Regions from separate parts of the Mus musculus genome. Here region 1 is linked to region 2. The links are chromatin loops, found by intact Hi-C in ENCODE. Cell type or tissue: left cerebral cortex. All regions are shown on one strand. Each heading gives the region's core, and the rest is flanking DNA. Links, peaks and the distances in the headings are about the cores only.

The links. Hi-C counts contacts between places; a loop is a spot of excess contacts. Peaks named below come from ENCODE experiments on the same cell type or tissue, not always from the same donor. Only the 100,000 strongest peaks of a DNase experiment are listed, where the experiment ranks them.
Region 1: it touches region 2 in a loop (5-fold over the local background); 3 of 42 quality-filtered maps call a loop at or near these places.

What each region holds. Positions count from the first base shown.
Region 1 is chr9:113,625,933-113,634,327 of GRCm38, reverse strand. It overlaps Gm36686 (a long non-coding RNA gene), which reads right to left and starts at 7,820. Exons shown (of 3, transcript XR_379911.3): 1 at 7,639-7,820; 2 at 6,872-6,998; 3 at 5,567-5,929. In left cerebral cortex, for the core only: CTCF peaks have their summits at 4,475 (motif pointing right) and 5,336 (motif pointing right); DNase peaks (open chromatin) are centred at 5,821, 7,138, 7,434, 7,863 and 6 more places; H3K27ac peaks cover 7,656 bases.
Region 2 is chr9:113,255,879-113,264,273 of GRCm38, reverse strand. No RefSeq gene overlaps it. Among named protein-coding and RNA genes, the nearest start is that of Gm36367, 36 kb to the left of the region's middle. In left cerebral cortex, for the core only: no CTCF peak of the experiment used is centred there; DNase peaks (open chromatin) are centred at 456, 2,403 and 3,818; H3K27ac peaks cover 3,529 bases.

The DNA of each region.
Region 1 (8,395 bases), core at 207-8,206, 370 kb before region 2:
GATTATCTCATTTGATTTGAATGCCCAGTACTTGGCAAAGGATCTTGGCACGGGGTAGGTGCTCAGTAAACTTTTGTAAGCAAATTGACTGATTGAAAGAGAGCTTTTTTGGAGAGATTATCCAAGAGCCATTTTTTTTTTCCTACAGAGAGACAGGAGAGGCCATAAGAAGATATTTATTTATTTATTTATTTATTTATTTATTTTTGAGATAAGGTATCACCATGTAGAACAGTCTGGCCTTGAATTCACAGAGACCCAACTGCCTCTCAAGTGCTGGGATTAAAGGTGTGTGCTCCACCATTCTTGGTGGGAAGAAGTTTTGAACAGAAGCCAGGAGACAATGGTGCCTCACATCTATTATGGCGGCTGTCTTCTATGAACTTGAGAAACACTTCGAGCTATTACCTTCACGAGTGAGTACACTGAGGCCCTGGGAGACAGAACACAGAGTCAAGGCATTTCTGCCCAGAGGCCTGACTGCACCCCTGTGTGCTCTGCCAAAGCCCCATTCTTTACGTGAGGCAGCCGTCCTGTTTGGCTGACAGGAATAGAGAGGAGGCATCTTGGCCAGGTGTTCTGAGAAAGAAAACTGGAGTTATCGCCTATTCTTTTGATGTGTTTTCCATCATCAGTCCCCTCCTTGGTCCCCAGACACTTTGCTGCTCGGCTCCAAGCCATGGCTCCCTGCCTAGATGAGTTAGCAAGGATTCTGTCCCCACCAACATGGCAGTAGCCGATGGCACTGGGCGTGAGCCCAAGTTAGTCACCAAAGCCTCAGCTGCATTTGTGTTCCACAGAACCTCTGCCCAGAGAGCAACAAAGCAGGTCTGAACGCAGAAGGGAAGGCAGGAGACTGAACCCTGGGTACAGGCAGATACGGGCCAAAGGCTGTGCCTGAGCTGGGGCGGCTGAGCTGGGGCAGCTGAGGAGGCTCTGGTGGGTGGGGCTGAGGAGACAAGAGCTAGGCAGAGATGGGAAAGATACTGCAGGAGACCAGGACGCCTGCAAAAACAAACTATGAAAAGCCATGAGGCTTATCATGGAAGAGAGAGGAAGGGAAGGAGGGAGAGAGGAAAGGAGGGAGGGAGGGAGGGAGGGAGGTGCCAGCCAAGAAGATGCAGAGAAACAGAACATAGACCTCATCCCAGGAACTGTTTTTAACCTACGGAGTGTCAAGAGATGTTATTTTTGTGTTTGTGACATTTTGAGCTGCAGCCACTTAACAATTTTAAAGGACAAAAAAGAAAATCCTCAATCAACCTAACTCATCCTTATGATGGGGAAAGACACAATGCTTAGCTGCTGGCTGCTGTTTTGAGGGTCACGGAGACCACCCTTAGAGTATTTAAGAAGCCAGACTCACAGTTCAAGGTTCCTTAGCCCTAAGGGACCAGGGCTGTGCACCCGAAACTGGGATCAGATCAGGGCAAGGATGACATCATCAGGAGGTAAAATCCAGGGACAGGAAGGGCAGGCACCCAGCAGTCCTCCCAAGGGCTGGGTCACCTGCCAGGGCCGGGACTTACAGTGCCTGGCAGAGGACTGCATAGCCTGAGCCCTGAGGGAAGTCTGGCTCATCTCTTTGCTCAAGGTTTTGATTGATCTCAAATTTAATTTTGTCTTCGAGGCATTTCTGACAAAGCTCTGAGCAGGAAAACAATATTAGTTTTCTTTTCTCTTCACGAAAAAGAGGGTAGGACCTTGCAATCATTTTCCTTTGTGAGAGAGGATAAATTGAGATGTCTGTGGGCAGGAAGGAATAAAAGATGATCGTAGCTAGGAGGAGCTTGGGAGGGCCTGAAGATAGACTGCCCAACTGTTGCTGCCTCCGACAAGCAACACTGGTGCACTGGTTCGTTTTTGTTTTTTTTTTTTTTTTTTTTTTGTTACTTTGACATAAAATAGCATCGCCTGGGAAGCAGGCACCCCAATTGAGGAATTGCCTCCTGAATTGGCCTGTGTGTGGGGGGCATTTTCTTGATAAATGTTTGATGTGGGCGGGGCCAGCTCACTGTGGGCGGTGGCATCCCTAGGCAGGTAGTCTTGTATAAGAAAACAGGCTGAACAAGCATGCAATGGAGAGCAAGGAAGACCGTTAGAAGTGTTCTTCTATTCTCCTTCCAGGGTCCTGTCTTGGGTTCCCAAAATGATAGACTGTAACCTGTGAGCTGAAGTTACTGTCCCCACAAGGTGGTTTTGGTCGGTGTTTTATCCCAGCAACGGGAATTGAACCAGGACAAAAATTGTTAACAGAAAATGGGATGCTGCTGTGATGGACCCGACCTCATAGATTTTAGATTTTGGACTATGTGGTTGGAAGAAAGTGAAAGCTTTTACAGACTGTGCTGCAGTAGGAGCTTGGAAGACAATGCAGGGAGCAGTGAAAAGGCTGGAGGCCTGGCGTGGGAAGTATCAGAGCGATGTCTCAGAGCCCCTTAAAGACCTAGGGGGGCCATTCATGTGATGCTTTGAATGAACAATCTGTAACTTTTGGTCAGCTTGGACTGAGAAATCAGCTGCAATCACAGAGAGACCAGCATCACTGAAATGAAATCTGGAATTTATTCAGTCAGGGTCACCACTCAGAAGGCCATGGTCTAGGGAGGTGGCCAAGGCTGCCTCTCAGGTTGGTAGTCAAACTTGGTAATACATAAGAGTCTCCAACATGGTACTGACTTTGAAGGCAGGAAGGAGTTATGGATAACAGCCAAGACTTAGCCCGATGTGGCAGGGATGGAGTTCCAGTAGAGGGGCCATGAGGCTGTGGGTGAAGCTGTTTCCATGGAGACCCCAGCATACTGGAGATGCAAGACTGGTGGGAAGACCACGAAGGACAGTGGCAGGTGTGGAGCCTGGGTGATAGCCTTCACATGCTGCTGATGGCAGAGCCAGAGCGATGGGGCTACCCAAACCCTTTGGAGCCCAGAGGATCATGGGTGACTCTAAGACTTCAGACACTATTTATACTGTTGAGATGGGCACTTTAATAACAGTAGTCAAAACAGAATGGATTTGAAATAATTTCTATCCTTCCAGTTCCTTACACTGCCAGCAAATGGGACATCACCTTGGGAACTGGGTAGGATTGACCATTACCCACCTGTCCCGGAAGAGGTGCCACCCGAGGGAGCAAACGTCTCCCAGGCTGGCTGACTAGCAGTCAACATGCAGTCGAAAGCAGAGGGGCAGAATGCCCCCGCCCCTGTCCCCGCTTCTCTCCACTTCCTGACCTGTTTTGCGAAGGAGTCTGCTCTTTGGGCTCAGAAGCACCCCTCTCTTTTAATATCCACCGTCTTATAGACTGAATCCACAGTCAAGAGCAGAGCAATAAGGGCTTTAGTGCTTTCCTTTGGCTCAAAGGTGAAGGCTCCGTGCTACACAGGGCTGTCCTGCGCATCCTTTCTACTGGGTCATACGGTTTCCTACATTTTACTGAGGCAAAAAGAGGTTCTGACAGGGTCAGTGTCCCCCTCAAGGCTGCACAGCAAGAAGCAGTCAGATGTCAACCTCCAAGCTCAAACTGTTCTTAAACTGCTGGTGTTAGGGCTTGCTGGGTCCAGCAGGCTACGCTGTGTTTGTCCCATGGAGAATGCAGACCCCTGTGCTGTTGAGAGTCTGAGCTAAGGTTCCTGTGTCCTCAGCGGCCATCTTTAGCTCTTTGTTCAAAGTGGCTCTCAGTTTGTTTATTATAGACGCAGAGCCTGGCAACCCTGACTGCTGCATCAGAATCTGCATTTTAATTAATCTATTATTTGTGTGTGTGTGTGTGTGTGTGTGTGTGTGTGTGTGTGTGTGTGTGTGTGTGTGTGCACGTATCTCTGAGGGTGTATGTGTGTGTGTGCATGTGGAGGTCACAGGACGACCTCAGCTGTTGTGCCTCAGGTTCCATTCACCTTGCAATTTTGAGACATGGTTTCTTGCTGGCTGAGAACTTGCCAAGCAGGCTAGGGTGGATGCTCACCGAGTTCAGGGATCTGCCTGTCTCTGTTTTCATGTGGGATGGGGTAAGCATGGACCACTGCCTGAATTGGTTTATTTATTTTTTTTATTTTTTTAGTCCTTCCTTCCTTCCTTCCTTCCTTCCTTCCTTCCTTCCTTCCTCCCCCCCTCTCTCTCTCTGCCTTCCTACCTTCCTTTCTCTCTTGTGTTGGGGAATCAAACCTTGTCCCTCACCTAGGGCAGGCAAGAATCCTACTATAGAGAATATGCTATAGAATATGCATTTTAACAAGATCTTCTTGTGATCAGAATGTACCCGAAAATCCAGGAACTGCTACAGAGGGGCCCTTCTGAAAGGAAGGGCTGCAGGCTATATGGGGAGGGGGCATCAGGGACACAGCAAAATGCACCACGCTAGCGTGTCCCCAGAAATAGACATTTCCCTGCAAGGATGGACAGAGACAAACCCACCCCTTGCATTTATTTCCAGGGCAACGGGTACCTTAGAAGCTCCGGGACTCAGTCGTTGTGACAGTGTGTGCACACTAGATGGCAGCAGAAGGATGTCGGAAAAAAGTTTGCTAGGCAGTTGGTCTAGGGGGTAAGACAAAATGATAAAGCCACATGGGCTGGGGAGGGGGGCAGCTGAGCCATGAAAGGAGATTGCTGGGGTGACGTGAAAGCAACGGGGACGGGCAAGTCCAGAAGGCTGTCTTGTGGAATGAGAGAGTTGGGCATTTGTCATTGCTTCTTCTTTTCTTTTTGCTTTTTTGGCCTCTAGCTATGTTAAGCACATGCTGTCCCCCACAGGGATGGGGCGTCAGCAGCTGGAAATGGTGAAGCTGCAGAGAATGAGGTGTGGGTAAAAAGTCCCCCATCCTCACCCCCGTCCGCTTGGTTCTGCTCCCGGAGGTCAGGGGAGGCAACAGCCGGACAGTTTGCAGCACTCGTCAGTCACAGGCAGGCTGCACGAATGGGAACATCCTTTCTCACCATGCACCGTGGGCCCTTGGCATGCACCTGCACAGCTCTTAGATGCTGACTTTTGCTGCCTTTGGCCTGAAAGACTGGAGCGAGAGTTGTTGGTGTATAGTCCGTCCACATCCACATAGTTGGCTGACCAGACTGGGAAAGAGTATTCAGGTTTTCTTTGGTTCTCTCCGTTCTTCATTTCCCTTGGGCACCCAGTGACAGCCATGTTAGAGAGGCTAGAGACCATCTGTGGACTGGAGGAATTTGGCTTGGAACAAAAGGCAAAGGAAGGCTCCATTACCCCCCTGAATTGTGGGGTCATCTTGTTAAACCTGGTCTCTCTATTTTAAAAGACTTATTTTTATTTTATGTATGTGGGCCTTCTGCTGGTAAGTGCCTGTGCACTCTGTGTGTGCAGTTCCCTTGGAGGCCAGAAGAGGGCCTCAGATTCCCCTGGAACTGGAGTTATAGATGGATGTGGGCTATCACATGGGTGTTAGGAATCAAACTCGGATCCTCTAGAAGAGTAGTCAGTGCTCTGAATTGCTAAGTTATCTTTCCAGCCCCAAATCCTGTCTCTTTATCATATGGTGCTTGGTTTAAGCAGGCCTATTTGGTCTGTGGAGATAAGAGTTTGAAAATTTATTTGGGAACCCACTTAAAAAAAACAAACAAACCAAAAACCAGAATGAATTTCAGCCTATTTGAAGGCAGTGCTGTCTGAAATAACCTGGGGTCATGACAGATAGGTGGAGACACTGGTTTTAGAGATTTCAGCATTCAAGTTTAGACACTGATTTTTTCAAGTGACTATCTGTCTTTAACGGAAATTGAGGCTTGGTGAGATTGCCATTGCTGTAGACGTCTGCAGGCTTAACGGCAGTAGGGTTGTGGATTGTAGGATGGGTGTGAGAACATGTCTTCGCTGTGTCTTGTTGGAGGCTCTCAGAGATCCACTGTGCTCATTTTAGCAAAGCCAAGACAAGCAGACACGAGCCAGGCTCTGTGCTGAGGACTGAAGACACAGGGGACTCATATGAAGCACAAATCTAATCAGTGCTGCTCTCTCTCCCCTCCCTCCCTCCCTCCCTCCCTCCCTCCCTCCCTCCCTCCCTCCCTCCCTCCCTCCCTCCTTCTTCCCTCCCTGTTTCCCTCCCTCCCTTCCTTTCTCTTCCTTCTCTCTTAAACTCTTTCCTTTTCCTTCCTCTTATTTTCCTTCTACCTTTTAAATTTTCAACGTTATTTTGTTTTATTGAGAAAGGTTTCGAGTAGCCCAGGCTGACCTCAACATGCTGTATAGCTGAAGGTAACCTTGAATTTCTAAGTCCCTTGTCCCTCTGCCTCCTCAGTGTTGGGGTTACAGGCATGGCCATCATAGCCCGTTTCTATGGACCAGGGTTGGAACGTCTATGCATGCTAGGTATGCACTCTACCAACTGGGCTACAACCCCAGCCTCTCCTGACCTTTTAAAAAAACGTCTGAGATGGGAGGTGGTGATGCACAGCTCTGATCCCAGCACTCAGGAGGCAGAAGCTGGCAAATCTCTGAGTTTGAGGCCAGCGTGGTCTACAGGTTGAATTCAGTAAAAGCCAAGGCTATCCGGAGAAATCCTGTCTTCAAAAATACAAAACAAATAAACAAAACCGACATCAAAAAAGGAAAAGAAAAAAAGAAAAAGAAAAAGAAAAAGAATTCTGATGCTATTTTAAGTCCCAAGAGGATTTTGCAAATTACCAGCCGAAGAAGACTAACTTGGGGACTCCAAGGACATAGTTGATCTCTCTTGTCCTTCCCCAAAGGAAGGCTTAATACATGACAAGTACTTAGAGACTTTAAGAAGAAAGTTTCTGTTTTATTATAGTAACTTGCTTTGTACTCTGAGAGAGAAAAATAAACTGAACTAGTTAAACGTTGTTTTTTAAGTCCCCCCCCCCCCCCCGGCCTGAGGACATATACCTTCTGCCACAGAAAAGCTCAGACGCTCTCTCAGGAAGGTGCTGTTCAAACGACCCAGTCACAGTTTGCTGTGGGCTGCTCCTGTTCCTCAGGTTCTGGGGTTTGGCTCCTTTGTTAGGGTATATTGCTTAAGTTTTGCAGATAGAAGGAAATGGAGAATTAGCAAGTGAGATGTGTTACCATGCTTTCTGGCATGTGGCTAGAGAACTGAGGCCCACATGATAGCCAATGAGATGAGAATCCCATGCAAATTGGGCACCATTTGTCCTCATGCGGCCAAGGCTGGCACAGTCTGTGGCCCTCTCCTCTGGTCTCTGCTGACCTACAGAGTGAATTAGAGGTCCGACATCAGGCGCCTGAAGCTTGCATATAATTGGGCTCTAGAATCTTACATTTTCTTCACAAACACTGGCATCTGCTGCTAATTAAAGTATCAGGGTATAATTATACCCTTTCTTATTAGTAGATATGGAATCTGACAGTTGCTTAGATACAAAATAAGCAAGTGCAGATTGCGTTCTGCGCCCTTCACAGGCTGGGGAGACAGAACAACACAGTTTTCAGAGGCTGTGTGTAAGCGACTGTTGTTGCCCAGTAGATGTTAAGATCTGAGTTATGATTGGTATATTCGCCTTCAAACAGATGTTCGGCCCCGTCTCAGCTCTGCGGTTTGAGCGTTAGTAGCTAGCTTGCTTCTGTTTCCATAGTTCTACACCCTCCATCCTGCATCCTAAACACCAAACAGAAATCAGTTCTTTTCGACTCACCCACAGTTCACAGTTCAAGCTGTGGCCTCACTAACAGCAAGGCGCAGGGAGAGGGCTTTCTCAGGGCATTCTGGAGTCAGGCGAGAACCACTTAGCACATCCTTGTTGGATCTGGCTTGGCTTTGGGTTGTGTTCAAGACCTACTGTGTGCTCAGTGGTGTGGATTCCATGTCCTTTTGACACGGTCTCTTTTCCTGCTTCAACACTGGTCTTCCCACCAGCCCATCAGAGGTCTCCCTGACAAACATCTGCTCTAGAATGTCTTTTCTGGATGGTTGGCCTGCTTCCCAGCATGCAGCATGGTCTAGAACAGTAGGAAGCTGCTGAAAGCTAGCGACTGGGGAAAGTGAACTTTAGAAAAATCATTTTTATTATATGCATTTTATAATTTTGCTCGAGAACTTCACACACAAATTTATACCGTTTCCACCTTCCTCTCTCCCTGCCACCAACTCCCCCTCAGTCCCTGACTCTAACTCCTTTGCAAACTCACGACCTCTTCTGCATCAATTATTACTGTTTTTGATCTGGGAAATGTTGGTATTTCAGCCCCAGTGTTGGCTCTTTATTTCCCAGGATACTGTGCTTGCTTAAATGAAGGCTTAGTCCTTTTATTGTCTTTATTGCTGTAATTATATTTTATATATAATTACACCCTGCTAAGTTTATTTAATGTTGTTCCTATAGATTTGTGTTTAGGACTGACTACTTGGAACTGGATAACCTAACAAGGGTCTTTTCCCTTGGAAGAGACTGA
Region 2 (8,395 bases), core at 271-8,270:
GCACACACACACACACATGCACAGAGAGAGCGAGAGAGCGAGAGAGCGAGAGAGCGAGAGAGCGAGAGAGTGAGAGAGAGAGAGAGCCAGAATGATAAGATATGCAGATATTTGCTTGGTAAGGTAGTGGGAACGGTTCCTCACATGAAAGATGACCTCTATAGGATGTCAGGATTGTGAAGTGATTGGTGGGAGAAGGAGTGTGAGAGGGAAACTCACTGCATCTCAGGTAGACCACTGGGTTCAGAGAGCCCAAGATGGACCCCAGAGGAAGAAAATGACCTTCACCTGTGTTGAGATTCCAGTAAGGTAAGGATGTAACCGAGAGGCCCCCGGAGATCACTGTGTCTTCTTCACGTCCATGGATGGGCTTGAAGACGACATGGTGTGAACTGAGGGGTGTGTGGGCGGGAACATATGGAGAATGCAGGGTGGATAATTGTCTGGGAAGTCTGGGTCTGAGGAGGAGGAGGAGAGAGCAGTAACTGCAGGAAATGTGGGTGGTGGGAAGATATTTTTAAACTAGGGAAGGCTTGAGTCTGTTTTTGAGAGATGTGATGAACAGGAAGTCTTGACTAGTTAGCAGAGAGATGGATGACCTGACAGCCAGAGGACACCAGGGACGAAAGCCAGGACCCAAGAGGAAGGACTCTTCTTAGATGTCACATCAAGGGTATACATGGCTTTGAAGACCATGCTCTTATTTTACCAAGACAGTGGATACCCCCTCTTTCATCCATCATGCCCACTGCAAACGTTCTCTGGACCTCACTTCTCAGAAGCTTGAACTGCAAACATGTGCAGGAAGGAAAGGACACATGTGTGTCTCAGATCCTATCAGCACTTTGTAAAAGATTAGGCTCTCTCTGTCCACAGTGTCTGACCTTTTGGGACATTCACGCCCAAAACCAATCTCCCTGATTCCCTGTGAGACTCAACTGGACGAGCTGCAACTGCAGGACATGTGATGGTCTTTCATTCCCTCATCTTGTCTAGACTCCTCTTTCTCTGGGTGCAGAAGGGGTGAACATTCTCTTCTCTAATGCCCTTGGTCAGTGTTCTTAAGAGTGGTGTGTGTGTGTGTGTGTGTGTGTGTATGTATTCATGTGTGTCAGTGCAGATGAGTATGTACCACAGTCCTTGGATATGGGTTAGAGGACAACCTCTGGTGTTGTTGGCATGAGATCAGGTCTTATTGGCATCGTGTATGCCAGCCTAGCTGTTCCACGAACTTCCAGGGTGTCTCCTGTCTGCCTCCCATATCCCTGGAGGAACAGTGAGGTTACAAGTACTTACACTGCTATGTCCGGTTTCTGTGTTTGAACTCTAAACTCATGTCCTCACACTTGTGAGCTGTCTCTCCAGCCCTCAATGCTATTTTTCTTATTAATAGAGCCACTTTGTGCATTTACCCAACTTTAGAGAGATGCCTAAATACTCTACCTTCCTCCCCTGTACTCAGTGGCCCAACTGCCACTTAATACAACTTCAAGATGGCTAAATACATTTTTAGGTGTTAGTAAAATTGGTGGTGACTATTGTGCTATATTAAAAAATCCTAGGATTATCATCAGCATCAATATCATCATTGTTATTTTGATAGTTATGGTATAAAACGAAACGTGGTCTCATGTTTTACAAGCTGTCATCAAACTTATGATGTAACCAGGTGTGACCTTTAAAGTCTGATCCCTTTGCCTCCACCTCTGGCATCCAGGGACTACAGACAAATGTCACCACAACCAGTTTACATGAGGCTGAGTGATGGACTCAGAGCTCCACATATGCTATGAACATGCCAATGAGCTATTTCTCCAGTTCTGAAGAACTAGTTTTAAAAACGCAAATCAGAGCTAAATTTTAATCTCTCATGTGCATAACTAATTTTTCCAAGACCTTAAGACAGAAGCCCATGGTTTGTTTTTAATATCAAGAAAGCACACGTCAATAAACACTCTATTCCCACACCACCCTAAACTCATCCCATCCAGTGACAGTGAAATATACACTGACAAGAGCAATAAGAAAAATAATAACGTGATTGCAGGATTGATGCCTATTTCTGGCTTCATAAATAAAGGACTCGGCTGTCAGTGATGTTTAATTTTTGTAAACGCCTCTGGAAATTTAAGTATGGTAAGAAAACATTAGTCGGAGATAATGTTCAATTTCTCCCAACATAAGCTTTTAAACCTTGGCCGTGTGCAGTTTTCAGTCTGGGGCAAATTCAGAGCAAATCTCTCTGGAGCAGATTGTGGCGGGTTTGTTTTAAATAGGCTAGCTTTGTGTTACGGTTCTAGAGGGCAGGAAGGTAGAAATGACAGCAATAACAGGGGTAGAGAATGCCAGAAGCCTATAGCCTCACGTCTGCAGAACAGAGATGCTCTCCTCTATACATGAATGTGGACTCCCATATGCCACATGCCAAGTTTGGAAGGACCAAGGGTTGTGCACAGGAACGGTGGCCACAGCTCCCTGTTGGACATCGTGATGGCTTGGTGTTTTTTTCTCCTACACAATTGCTCTGGTGTTGAGTCGCCTCCCTGGAGCAGTATCATCAGCACATGGGTTGAGTAACAGACAATTTCCTGTTATCTCTGCCCTGTCTATGAAACTAGAGAAGCTAGCCAGAGAGATATGGGGAGTGTGTGTGTGTGTGTGTGTGTGTGTGTGTGTGTGTGTGTGTGTGACTGCCAGAGATCCATTCTACTGCCATCTCTTCAGAACAAGCTCATTAGAAAAGAAAGCAAGGAAGCTACATTAGGGGTGTTAGGGTTAGGGTTAGGGTTAGGGTTAGGGTTAGGGTTAGGGTTAGGGTTAGGGCTCTTAAGTGCTCTGTTGGACATATAGAAGTGGTTTTGTGACCTCAAACTTGTATCAGATCAATGAGTGCTTGCTAAAACACCATTTTTTTTTGACTGCTACCTGTGTTATGAAGGTCTGGGAGTGTGGATGCAGAAATGTGAATTCATAACCAGTGCCATGTACTGTTGATGCTGCATGCCAGGAGACCATCTTATGAGAACCCTTAGTCTAGGGTCTCTTGTTCCTGATGCTGGACTGTCATAGGCCAAGAGATGCATCTTTCTGCACCTATGGGCCTAAGGATGCCCAGGAAGCGTTGACACACTGAAAGAATAAACAAGAACCCTTTGTGTGTGTGTGTGTGTGTGTGTGTGTGTGTGTGTGTGTGTGTGTGTGTTCAGGTACCTTCAGCAGAGAGAACCTCACAGAGCAAAGATATGGGCTGGCCAGCAGATCAACCACAGAGTATGACCAGCCCTCCCAAATCTCCTAGAATTCCCCCTTTATTCCTGTGTTAGTGGGGGGTTACTGTTGTTCTGACCTCAAAATCTGTGGATTGTGACTGTGTCAAAATGTTGTCTATGTGGGGTTGTTCAATGCATCCACTGTTCCTCTCAGTTACTTTGCTCACTGAAGTGTTTGTAAAGTTTCCTCATATCGGTACATACCCTTCCAGCCGGTTCATTTTACAGCTCTCTCTCCCTCTGCTTTCTCTGTCTTTCTGTCTGTCTGTCTGTCTGTCTGTCTGTCTGTCTGTCTGTCTGTCTGTCTCTCCTTTCTCTTCCTCCTCCCTCTCTCCCTCCTCCCTCCTCCTCCCTCTGCCCTCCCTCTCCATCTCCCTCTCCCTCCTCCTCCCCCCCCCCTCCCTCTCCCTTTCCACAATGCACACATCTCATTTTATTCATTCTCCTCTTGATGGGAATTTGGAGTATTTTCAACTAGAACTGATGACAAATTTTGCTGAGATTAGCTCTCCTTTACACACAGTTTGGCTCACACAACTCCCTTTCGGCTGTTTTGGTGCTTGCGAGAGGAATTGCCATTCCCAGGACTGGCAGATATCCAGCTTCAGTAGACACTGCTGAATACTTCTAAAGTTGATTTACTAATTCTTATTCTCCCAGGAGAAAGCCAAGGGTTCTAGTTACATAGTTACAGGTACAATGTAGCAGGATTATTGTTTAGAAGCTACCAACACAAATAAACATTCAAATTACAAACTTTCCTTTGCTTCTATTGTGGTTTCTCTCCTGGTTTGCTTCTCTGTTGCTATAATAAACACCATGACCTTAAGCAACTCAGGGGTCGGGAAAGAGTTTGTTTGGCTTATGGTGCCATGCCACAGTCCATCACTAAAGGAAGCAAAGCAGGAACCAGGAGGTAGGAACTGAAGCAGAGACCATGGAGGAACACTGCTTGCTCCCACCAGCTCAATCAGTGGCCTTTCTCATAGAGCCCAGGCCCTTCTATCCAGAGATGGTACTTCCTACATTGGGTTGGACCCAGCTACATTGATTCCAATCAAGAAAATGCCCCACAGACATGCTCACAGATTAATCTGATGGAGGCAGCTCCTCAGTTCATTCCTCCCTTCCGAGGGACCTTGGGTTGACAACCAAGATTAGATATCACTATTGGGAATTAGTTGTCGCTGAAAGACTCATGAGCTTTATCTGGCTTTATCTCCAGCCAGTGGCACTCCTGGAAAGTGGTGAACCATTTAGGACAGTGGTTCTCAACATTCCTGAAGTGGAAATTTTTAGTTTCTTCAGAGACTCAATTGTGTCATGTGATGTTCTTCTGGAAAATGTCTTATGAGAGGATGTTTTGCTAAGAACAGACACGTGGTGCTTCTCTGGAGGTAGCCTGGAAAAAGGTCATGTGATGTTTTTCTAGAGCGGATGCTTGAGAGATCATGAGATACTTGAAAAGAGTATAATTATAGCCAGTGGATGACATTAGATGGCATTGGTACACCTTGCCATTCTTTGCTGGCCATCATTTGTCATGACTTCATAGAAATGTACCAAAAAATCTTCTGGTGGTATTCCGGTGGCTGCTTCTTGCCATTTCTATGGACGCAGGCCAACTGGTGGAGCCTTGTGGTTTCTTCTGGATCAACCTTCCATTGCTGATTCATGAAGGATATTTTTGAGTGGATCAAGCTGCCACTGCTGACTTGTGTGAGCTGAACTGCTGATATCCTGACAACACAGATTATATTTGCTCCAATGTTTCTAAACACATCTTCCTTAGCTCTGTTAACCTTTCATTTCCACTACCTCTGGTGGGTGGTGGGCTAGAAGGGACAGTAAGACATTTAAGAATCCTTATTAAAAGTAGGTTTTGAACAATCTAAGCCTACATATTCCTAATGCTGTGACCTTTTAATGTATTTCCTAATGTTATGATGACCCCCCCACCATAAATTATTTTCATTGCTACTTTACAAGTGTAACTTTTGCTACTGATATGAATTGGAATGTAAATATTTGTGATTTCTGATGGTCTTAGGCAACCACCAAGGGGGGCACAACCAACAAGCTGAGAATCAATACTTTAGTGGGTGTGTCCTAGTGGTAAGGGGTTAGGGTACTGGGATACTGATCCTTTCTTTTGTTGCTCCGTTTTCTCTTAGATACTACAAGATGAGAAGGTTTTCTCTACCACCTGCTCCTCACCATGGTGTTCTGTTTGGCTTCAAGCCCAAAGCAACAGGGCCAGGTGATCATGGACTGAAGCCTGTTCTCCTTTTACAGTTGCATCTCAAGTGATTTGTCCTAATGACAGCAGACAAACACATCACCCCTCTCTCGCACCCAAACCATGCTGTCTAACTCTGTGCATCTGGTTTCCTTTTGTCTTTGTGGAGTGTTACAGAAGCTTCTAGGTTATTCCATTAAATGACCTCACCAATCGAAAAACACAGAAAATAAAGCTAAACAGGCAAGGAATACTTCATTGAAGACCCAAGGAATACTTCACTTAAATAGGGAAGAAGCACTCCATGGGCTCTGCTCAGGTGAAAGGAGAGGGAGTTTGAAGCCTTCGGTGAGCCAGTGCAAGAGTGATGGAAGATATTTTTCGGAAAGTTAAAAAGTTACTTATCCATCAACATATGGTACTTAGTGCTTAGGAAAGTTAGTCTCTTAGTGTCCCACGGAGACTAGGAAATAGTGGCCTTAAGTGGTATAGTGATCACATTTAAAGGGATGGCTCCCAGCTTCTTGAGGAAGACATTTACAATTTATAATATTGGCAATCTAGTACCCAAAGACAGTTTACTTTGCGAAGAGACTAAGAAAGAATTTTTACTATCAGATTTTCCTAAAGTGAATCCTATAAGAAAAGGAAGTAAGAAAAAAAATCTATGGTTGGACAAAACCAGTTTAAATTTTAGTAAACTCCACATTATCCACCCAATGATCTCTGGACTCAGAGGTGCATTGGGACCACTTCACACCTGCATCCAGTGTGCTTGCCGCTCTTCAGGAGGTGGGTCACAGAGAAGGTAGAAGAAGGATGCTGCTCATAGTGCTAATGAGAAGGGTGAGTGAAGGAGGGACTAAGAGATGGTTCCAGTCAGGGCTTTCAAATGGGTACCATTCTCTGAGTCTAGGCCAGGGTAAAGGGGCCTCCCCATCTCGGCAGAGTCTGCTTGTGATTGTGAGCTGTGTCAACACAACCATTGTTTCTTTAATCTCTTTGAGAGGATGTATAATCTAAGCACTAGGACCAGGATATCATAGGCACATCATGAGGACCAACACATCACAGCCACATCATCACAACACAGGGTCCCTGACTCCCTTTTGTTTTCTCACTTTCTGGAAAGGTAAGGATAAGGGCCGTGGTATGATTAGTTGTGATTATTGTCTTTAAAGTGAGATTATAGGTAACTATTTTATTTTATCTAAACCTTTCAGTGCTAGTATTTAGCGTTCTGCTGTCTTAAGGTACAGTTTGTGAGACAAGACCATATCTATTTATATATTTAATGTTTATTTCTTTTATGTGTGTTGTGCATGTAGGTGCATGTGTTTAGTTGAGGTGCTCGTGTGTGTGTGTGTGTGTGTGTGTGTGTGTGTGTGTGTGTGTGTTTGTGTTTGCATGCATGTGTATGTCTGTATGTATGTATGTATGTGCATGTGTTTGTGTTGGGGGTGCTTATGCATGCATGCGTGTGTGTGTGTGCATGTGTGTGTGTGTGTGTGTGTGTGTGTGTGTGTGTATGTCTGTGTGTATAGGTCAGAGGTTGACGTATCCACAGTATTCACTTTTCCACCCAGTCTATTGTAACAGGTCCTTGACCCTTCAGCTCACTGTTTAGTCTTGCTGGGTATCAGGGATTTTCCCACCTCTACTATCTTCCTAGTGCTACCATGTCTATTTTTAAGGGGAGGAAACTAGAGATGAGGAAGTTTGCCCTCATAGTACCACAGGGCATAAGTGACAAAGTGCTTGGGTAGAGAAGATGTACTATATTGGCGATGGTGGAAGGAAGAAAGGAGATCAGGTGAAGGCCAAACTATTTAATTTCAACTCCTGTGCTTGTGGAAAGACAAGAGTTCCCTCCTTTCATGGAGGTGCCCAGAGAGGGGCCCATCTGGAGTCCTGAGGGATAACCAAACTCAAGGCTGTGGGCCAGTGGGAGAATGGAGTTCAGCATCTGCTCTCTGAAGGTCAGGGATGTGGATATGACTCCCGCTCAGTGTCTCCCAAATGACAAGGAGAATCTGGGCTTCCCAGCGTCCTGCTCCACTGAACACACAGAACTCAATTGAAAAGCCATAACACATTTAAGTGTCTGAAATTAAATCCAGAGTCGAAGCAGCAGCATCTTAGTACTTTTAATCAGTGCGGCGCATGAAAGCTCCTTCGGAGAAATCATTATTTTACCTCTGCGTGGAAGGCAGATGCTTCTTTATTTCCCCTGGTCGCTGGGAAACGAGAGGGGCCGCCTCACCCTACCTATCCATCAGACATGGTGCTGCCCTCCATGTCTGTCTCAGCCAGGGCTGGGGACAGATTTTATTCTTAGGTCAGCTTCTTTAGACTCTTACATTTCCTGGCTCCCAGATATGCCTTTCCTAATAAAGGGACGAAAAGCTCAGGATTAGTAACTATAGTTACCATTTATTAAGGAGATTCCTTATCAGTTAATGTTTTAGTAGCACACAATCCAAACTAGTTTGAGCAGAAGGGCAATTTATTAGGGGATATTAGTTAGTGTGCAAAATCTCTGCCAGGGCTACAGACTCCGGGGGAGGGTGTCTAGAAGCTGTGCAGCCAGAAAAAAATATCTCAAATCTCCCTGCAGAATTGGAAGTAATGGGGCCACCACCGCTGCCACTCAGGGGCGCATCAGCACAGATTAAACTGCTCGCGCTGAGCCCTGGAAACCAAACTAACTTTCCTTGCAACAATGCAAGGTAGATATCATTATCTTTATTTTACAGGTGCAGGAACTGGAGTTGAGTGATTAGATTTCCGGTCCACAAATTTACTTCAGTATGCTGCTCTGAGGCTCAGGAGTACATTGGTTTTGCTCAGCTAATCTCACTACTCAGGATAGGGTCTGGACTACCGT